Linked DNA regions of Mus musculus: region 1 is linked to region 2. A link is a contact called in ENCODE Hi-C or POLR2A ChIA-PET data. All regions are on one chromosome and are shown on one strand. Each heading gives the region's core, a stretch centred on a gene start or an enhancer-like site at or near the end of the contact. The rest is flanking DNA. Distances are from core to core; before and after follow the strand shown.

Region 1 (3,721 bases), core at 874-3,373, 44 kb before region 2:
CTTTTCTTTTTATCTTCGAGATGGGTTTCTCTGTGTAGCCCTGGCTGTCTTGGAGCTCGCTCTGTAGATCAGGCTGGCCTTGAACTCAGAAATCTGCATGCCCCTGTTTCCCAAGTACTGGGATTAAAGGTATATGCCACCACACCCACACCAGGAGTGGAGTCCAGAGAAGGCAGACTGCCCAATCTCATCATCTCACTCTGTACCCTTTTTAGTAAGCCCAAGGCCACATGGGATGCTGTGCCCAGACATGTAGCTCATCCTTAAGTCCCAGAGCTTCTGGGGCTCAGGCTGAGTGTCCTAGTCTAATGCCTTTGCCAGGCTACAGGAGACATAGAGAACTGAAACACTGGCTCTCCTGGTGAGACCTCGTGCTCTAACTCAAAGGCTCCCCTTTGGCCACAGGTGGATCTGATATAGGTTACCTTGGACAAGGCCAGTTGCTTTTCACGGCCTCCTTTCCTCATCCGTAGAATGGGCATGATTACACTGATGGCTGTGGCTACCACCTCAGCACTGTAGAGTCCCAAAGATAGACATTCCAATGGCTCCCCGAAGTCTCCTTTGGAACAGGCTGAGGGGAGAGTTTTGTAGGGGTTTCCTCATGCTTTTTTTGTTTGTTTGTTTGTTTCTGAAGACCAAGCCTGCACAGATGAATATGAAGGTGAGGAGTGTCTGGACACTGAGGGAAGGAGCTGGGAGCTATTTGCTCCTAGCTGCCAGGCATCCCCTGTGAAATAGCAGGCACCTGTAGAGGGAGTAGGCAAAGCCCTTGGCACCATGACATCCTGGATAGGTATCCTGTGAATACCCTTTCAAACTTTTTCCACCTTGTGCACAAATGGTTTATATTTAAGAATCGATTGATTGATTGATTGATTGATTGACTGATTGATTGATTTTTAGTTTTTCGAGGCAAGATTTCTCTGTGCAGACTTGGCTGTCCTGGGACTTGCTCTGTAGACCAGGCTGGCCTTGAACTCCCAGAAATCTTCCTGTCTTGGGAGAGCTGGGGCTAAAGGCCTGCACCACCATTGCCCGTCTATTATTTTTAATAGTCAACGGCATATAAGATTATAGATAACAGAGAGGAGAAAACCGCACTCTGGGTCACATCCAGCTGTTGTTCGTGAATGCACGCCCTTTCTATCTTCGGTTGGGATCTGGAATTCTGGAGGAGGGAGGGGAGGGGAGGGTGTCACAGAACTCACATCTTGTCACCCACCCTCCCTGTTGTCCTTGTGGCTTTCTTTTGCTCGGAAGCGGCCTCCTACTAGGTGTGTAGAGACATTCAGCAAGTGTGACGGTGGCAATCTGCTTGCCACTTGTCACTCCAACTTGCCCCCACCCAGCAAGGCTCCTCCAAACCGCCCTGGTGGGCAGCTGGGTCTGAGATTCCTTGTGGGCATTTCTGCAGGCGTCCAGACCCATCAGCCCCATGAATTCAATTCAGAGAAATGGGTTCTCTACGCAGGGAGTACCCGAGACCTGCTCCTCTAGCCCCGTGGTGGCCACAGGCGTCTGTCCCACTCCACCTACCACAACGCTCAGAGGCCTGCGGTTCCACCGTGCATCCCGCCGCCCGAGGTGCCAGCAACTTTGTTGACTGAATTCCTGAACCCATCCCAACCACAGGATAAAAATAGCTGGCGCTCCCGGGCAGCTCGGGAGTCACCGGTGTCAGGATAGTTAGAGGTCCCCATTCTGGAGACTCCAGGCCACTTGGGCCTGGTGCGGGACACAGCCAGCTAGACCACCTAATGGATCTGAGACACCGAAGGAGTACCCTGGACGAGGGCCTCCTCAGCTTCCCTGCACTCTCTGGCTTTACGATCCTGGAACCTCAGAATCTGCCACTTGGTCTCGCGCCCTCTGCTGTGCAGTCCCATGCGGCGGCCACCAGGGGGCCCTGCCCACTCCTCTTGCCGACGGCCCTTCCCCACCCCTTCCCACAGCTGTTTCCCGCAGGAGATTGACAGCTGGGCTCCGGGTTGCCATGGGGATAGGCAAATGAGGGCGGCAGGTCTGGGGCTCCGATTGGCCCGGGGGCGTCGGCCCCCACCTGGGGAGGCGGGCCCAGAAGCGCGTCTCTATAAAGGCTTGTGCGGCTCTGCGCCGGGCCGAGGGAGGCGGGGCCGGCCGGCAGCGCGGGTGGGGCGCGGGGCGGGGCCGGGCGGGAGAGCCCGGAGCGCGGCTGAGCCCGGGGCGCGGCCTCTGCACCCTCCAGGCCAGGACCGCGGAGGAACAGAAGGAGGAGGAGGGCAGGATTGGGGGCCCTGCGCCCGCTCGTAGCGGGCCGGGGGGCCACCCGAGAGGCCTGGCCGGCGGCGTCCCCTGAGCACAGCCCAGAGTTGACAGCAGGAAACTTTTGCTGCTGCGCCCTTCGGCGGCGCGACCAGAGCCTGAGCCCACCGCGGCCCGGGGGGGAGCTAGGGGGAGAGAGGCCCGCGGCTCCCCCCACGCTCCCCCGCCGCCCGTCGGGGCGCGGCCGGGCGCGGCGGCGGGGCTGGGGCCCCGGGCGATGGCCGCGGAGCTGGCGATGGGCGCAGAGCTGCCCAGCAGCCCACTGGCCATCGAGTACGTCAACGACTTCGACCTGATGAAGTTCGAGGTGAAGAAGGAGCCGCCCGAGGCCGAGCGCTTCTGCCACCGCCTGCCGCCCGGCTCGCTGTCCTCGACGCCCCTCAGCACGCCCTGCTCCTCGGTGCCCTCTTCGCCCAGCTTCTGCGCACCCAGCCCGGGCACAGGCGGCGGCGCGGGCGGCGGGGGCAGCGCGGCTCAGGCCGGGGGCGCCCCGGGGCCGCCGAGTGGAGGCCCCGGCACTGTCGGGGGCGCCTCAGGAAAAGCGGTGCTGGAGGATCTGTACTGGATGAGCGGGTACCAGCACCACCTGAACCCCGAGGCGCTCAACCTGACGCCGGAGGACGCGGTGGAGGCGCTCATCGGCAGCGGCCACCACGGCGCGCACCACGGCGCGCATCACCCGGCGGCTGCTGCGGCCTATGAGGCCTTCCGGGGTCAGAGCTTCGCGGGCGGCGGCGGCGCGGACGACATGGGTGCCGGCCACCACCACGGCGCACACCACACTGCCCACCATCATCACTCTGCCCACCATCACCATCACCACCATCACCACCACGGAGGCTCTGGCCACCACGGCGGAGGCGCGGGTCACGGCGGAGGCGGCGCAGGCCACCACGTGCGCTTGGAGGAGCGCTTCTCCGACGACCAGCTGGTATCCATGTCCGTGCGGGAGCTGAACCGGCAGCTCCGCGGCTTCAGCAAGGAGGAGGTCATCCGACTGAAACAGAAGCGGCGCACGCTCAAGAACCGCGGCTACGCGCAGTCGTGCCGCTTCAAGCGGGTGCAGCAGCGGCACATTCTGGAGAGCGAGAAGTGCCAGCTCCAGAGCCAGGTGGAGCAGCTGAAGCTGGAGGTGGGGCGTCTGGCCAAGGAGCGGGACCTGTACAAGGAGAAATACGAGAAGTTGGCGGGCCGGGGCGGCCCCGGGGGCGCGGGCGGGGCCGGCTTCCCTCGGGAGCCCTCGCCAGCGCAGGCTGGCCCCGGGGCGGCCAAAGGCGCACCCGACTTCTTTCTGTGAGTGCCGGACCCTGGGCCTCGCCACGGCCGGGGACAAGTTTGCGCAGGCCGCCCCGGTCTCGGTTCAGACTCTGAGGCCCGGGACGCGCGCTCCGGCGGTGCAGCCGCAGCTGCCGGGGTC
Region 2 (3,642 bases), core at 267-2,766:
CAGCAGCAGTGGCCAAACCAGAACAGGGCCTGGCCACGACCAGGGAGGAAAGGCATGGGGGTCAGAGAAACAAAACCTCCCACTCAAAGACCCAGTGACCTGTACTGGGCTGGTCCTCAAGGATTAGCAAAAGGTGGGGGGCGGGGGGACACAGTTATCCCCACACAGGCCTGGGAATAGAAAGAAGGAACAGAGCAATCCTAAGCCTTCCCAGGCTTCTCTTACTGAGTCAGCTCAGGGTGGGGGAGTCCCACACTATCCACAGGGAGGCTGACCAATGCAACATGCACTTCCTCCACAGGGCACCTGAAAGGCATGGCCACCCTAGGAAGAAGAGTTCCTGGAGAACATGTTGCAGGCTGACTCCGTCTCCCTCCCTCCCTCCTTCCCTCTCTCCAATCTAACCCCTCCCCAGTTTGAGCTAGTCACTGTGGTATCAGGCATGCCTGGTTAGGATGGAGCCCTTGAGGGTTCTGTCCAAGTCCCAGTGCCTTCCTCTCTTCCTCTTCCTCTCCCTCTCCTCCCTCTCCTCCAGGAGACCTGATACACACACACACACACACACACACTGGATAGAATCAGCCAGCAACAAAGTACAATCTGACACCAGGAAGGAAGGTGGGCAAAGAGCCATGGGAACACCCGGGAGTGTTGTGACAGCAGCTTCTGCTTAGCAGCCCCTGGGGATGGGCAGGAGTACCCCAGAGCCTACACACATACTAAGAAACCCAAACACTCACTGACCCCTAGGAAATACCCAGACCGGAGAAGCAGAGAAGGTTAACATAATATCCCTTAGGCAAAGAGCAAACTAGTTTCCACTTCACCCCTGTGTTCCTGGAAGCCCAGGCACCCTCATCTCCAGACTCAGGAGCTTTGGAGGGGATGTATGTTGGGGAAAAGTAGTCAGGCTTCCCCGTGAAGTTCCGAAGGTTTTTGCTGTCTGCTGTCACAATCTAACCACTAATGGACACTGACTCCTACAGCGGGGCACGCAGAAGACACTGTTAGAGAAGGAGGCTTTCTAGACGTCAGAAAAAAACACGTGCTTGCTTGTGGAGGTGAGGGAGTGGGGGTTGTCACCCATCAGAACCAACTTCTTGGTTCTGAGACCCAAGGGGTTCTCTAGCTTCAGGGGAACCATCTAGACCGTGACTGCTCCAGTGTTACTCCCATCGGGCTGGAACACCGGCTCTGGTCTCTCCTTGGGACCTCAGTATCCCCACCTGGCATTCAGGGGAGCGGGTCCCAGGAAGGAAAGGCCGGGAAGGCCGCACTGCACAGCGCGGGGCAGGAGGCTGAAGACCCATATCCCTGCTCAGCCCCCACCTTGCGGATGCTGCCGTCGTCCTGCGGCCGAGAGCTTTCCTCGCCAGTGCCCTGGCCATCTGGCCTCTCCTCAAGGATCATCGCTGCTCGCTCGGACGCTGACTCCGAGAGGCTGCGAGCAGCAGGCCCCTCGCGCTCCAGGGAGGATCAGCCGCGCTGCTCCGACTGTCCCCCTCCTGGAGGGTCCGACTGACCGGTGCGGCAGAGCGCGGGCCCCGCCTGCAAAACTTGATGTTGTCCAATCAGAGGTGAGGGCTACTCCGATGGATAGAAACTACTACCAACCAGAGTGAGAGAAAGGCGGGCTCCAGGTAAGGGATCTGGTAACTCTTAGCAACCAGGGCCGCTCGCCGATCAGGGTACGCATGCGCAACGCTAGGTGTTAGGCGTGCGGAGAAAGTTAGGAAAAGACAAGCAGAACTGGGGGCGGCGACCAAGAGCCGCTGCAGCCTCTGCAGGGACTTCAAGGCTTTATCTCGTCACCCCGGCAACGGGACCCTCCAGGATTGCTCCAAAAATGTTTACAATGGGGTTTTTTAAACGGTTTGTTAGAGACAAGTGCTTGTGCTGATTCTAAAACAATGCCTGCTTTCTTCCCGGCACTAAGAGGCAAAGCGCCGCTGCGGTCCCCTTGCTTCCAGAACCGCCCCCAGAAACCTCGCCTCCGGGACCTGGTTATGCATTTTGTTTCCAGAGCCTACATTCTCCTTGACCTCCTTGTGCTTCCAGAACCGGATCGCCTTCCAGAACCCGAATTGGTTTTAAGAATTGGACTTTTTCCAGAACTCGAGCTCCTTGCAGGGCTTACTCCGAAGCACTTCTCAAATTCATGTGGGCTGGCTCACACTAGATGAGCTGAGAACACAGCCTAGAAATGAGTGGCTAGCCCTTTGTCAAGCTGCTCCAAAGGTCAGCCTCCTCCACGCTGCCCGCCACCCTGGTCACTGCTTGCCCTGACTGAGTCAGCGACTCAGTCTCTACGCCCCATCCCCCTCACACACACCTGGCTCTGTCATCCCCAGATCTAAATTTGCTCGGCTAAGCTCTTGGATGTCCCTGGACAGTGGGCCCCCGCCAGAAATGCTTCTCTCATCTGCCCCGCTAGCCTCTCCAAACTTCCTGGCATTTTTGATCCCAGGGCAGCATTGTCCCCTCCCCTCCCCTCCCCTCCCCTCCCCTCCCCTCCCCTCCCCTCCCCTCCCCTCCCCTCCCCTCCCCTCCCCTCCCCTCCCCTCCCCTCCTTTCTTTCCTTTTCTTTCCTCTAGTATCTTCCTGTGGAGTGTCACCTAATTTCACTTCTTCCTCCACTGACATCCTCATGAGCAGCCTCCTCCATCTCCGGGCTCTTATGCTGCCTAGGTGTGGTCATCACCTTAGAACTAAACAGAGACCACATGTGCTGTCACCTAGCACAGCTGTCACCCTCCTGCATAGGCACCCCTGAATTCAGACTTCTGTGTCTTCAGAATCCTGTGTGCTTAGACTGACATCCACCCAGCAAAGCATGCCTGACTAAAGCAACTGTTTCTCTTAAAGATTTATTTTAATGTGTGTGTGTGTGTGTGTTTCTGCAGATGAGCACTGTGCCTGCAGAGTCCAGAAAAGGGTACTTGAACCCCAGGAACAAGAGACTACAGGTAGTTGTGAACTATTGAATGTAGGAGCTGGAAACCTAACTTTGGCCTTGCGTTAGACTGGTCCACATCCTTAACCACTGGACCACCTCTCCAGCCCTCCCAATCTGCTCTTAACTATTCTTTTCTCAGCAGGATTGTCCCTTTCATAAACCTTAGGAAAGTCCACCCCTCCCCAGCTCACTAAGGACAACTGCAGGATTTCAGGAACACTTTCTCCCTAGGTTCCCACCCAGGGCTCTTAGGGATGTCCTGCTGCAGTCCCAGGTCCCTCTCCCAGTAGTCCTGCAGGGCATCTTAGTTCAGCAGGCAAGGCTGTTAGGGGATAAAGGAGGCTCTCAATTGTTGAGGGTCCTAAGAACTCCAGGGATTTTCTAATGAGAACCTTAAACTCAGCCAAAAATCAGGTTGGAGGGGGCAGGTTGGTCAAATGCTTGCCTAGGGTGCACAAAACCCTAGGCTCAGTCAACAGCACTGCATAAAACACCATCAATCCCAGTATATAGGATTTAGAAGGAGGAGGACCAAATGTTCAAGGTCACCCTCCAGATACACTGTGAGTTTGAGGCTGGCCTGGAATTTACAAGTCTGAAACAAACAAACAAACAAACAAACCAGGTTGGAGAATAGAATACAGCCATTTTTGTTTTTAAAGATGGAAAATGTAGCCTCAGTATTT

What was found. Hi-C counts contacts between places; a loop is a spot of excess contacts on that map. ChIA-PET counts read pairs that join two places held with the same protein, here RNA polymerase II (POLR2A).
Region 1: a map of T-helper 2 cell shows a loop between it and region 2 (2.6-fold over the local background). The contact joins the promoter of Mafa here to the promoter of Rhpn1 in region 2. A Hi-C loop is called at or near these places in 2 of 37 maps with a recorded cell type or tissue (CH12.LX and T-helper 2 cell). POLR2A ChIA-PET finds 5 or more read pairs at or near these places in 2 of 5 experiments (Patski and embryonic stem cell).

The regions. Positions count from the first base shown.
Region 1 is chr15:75,746,723-75,750,443 of GRCm38, reverse strand. Mafa (v-maf musculoaponeurotic fibrosarcoma oncogene family, protein A (avian)) reads left to right here and starts at 2,123. Exons shown (of 1, transcript NM_194350.2): 1 at 2,123-3,721. The coding sequence starts at 2,522. The coding sequence ends at 3,601.
Region 2 is chr15:75,702,162-75,705,803 of GRCm38, reverse strand. Rhpn1 (rhophilin, Rho GTPase binding protein 1) reads right to left here and starts at 1,516. Exons shown (of 15, transcript NM_001163465.1): 1 at 1,330-1,516. The coding sequence starts at 1,410.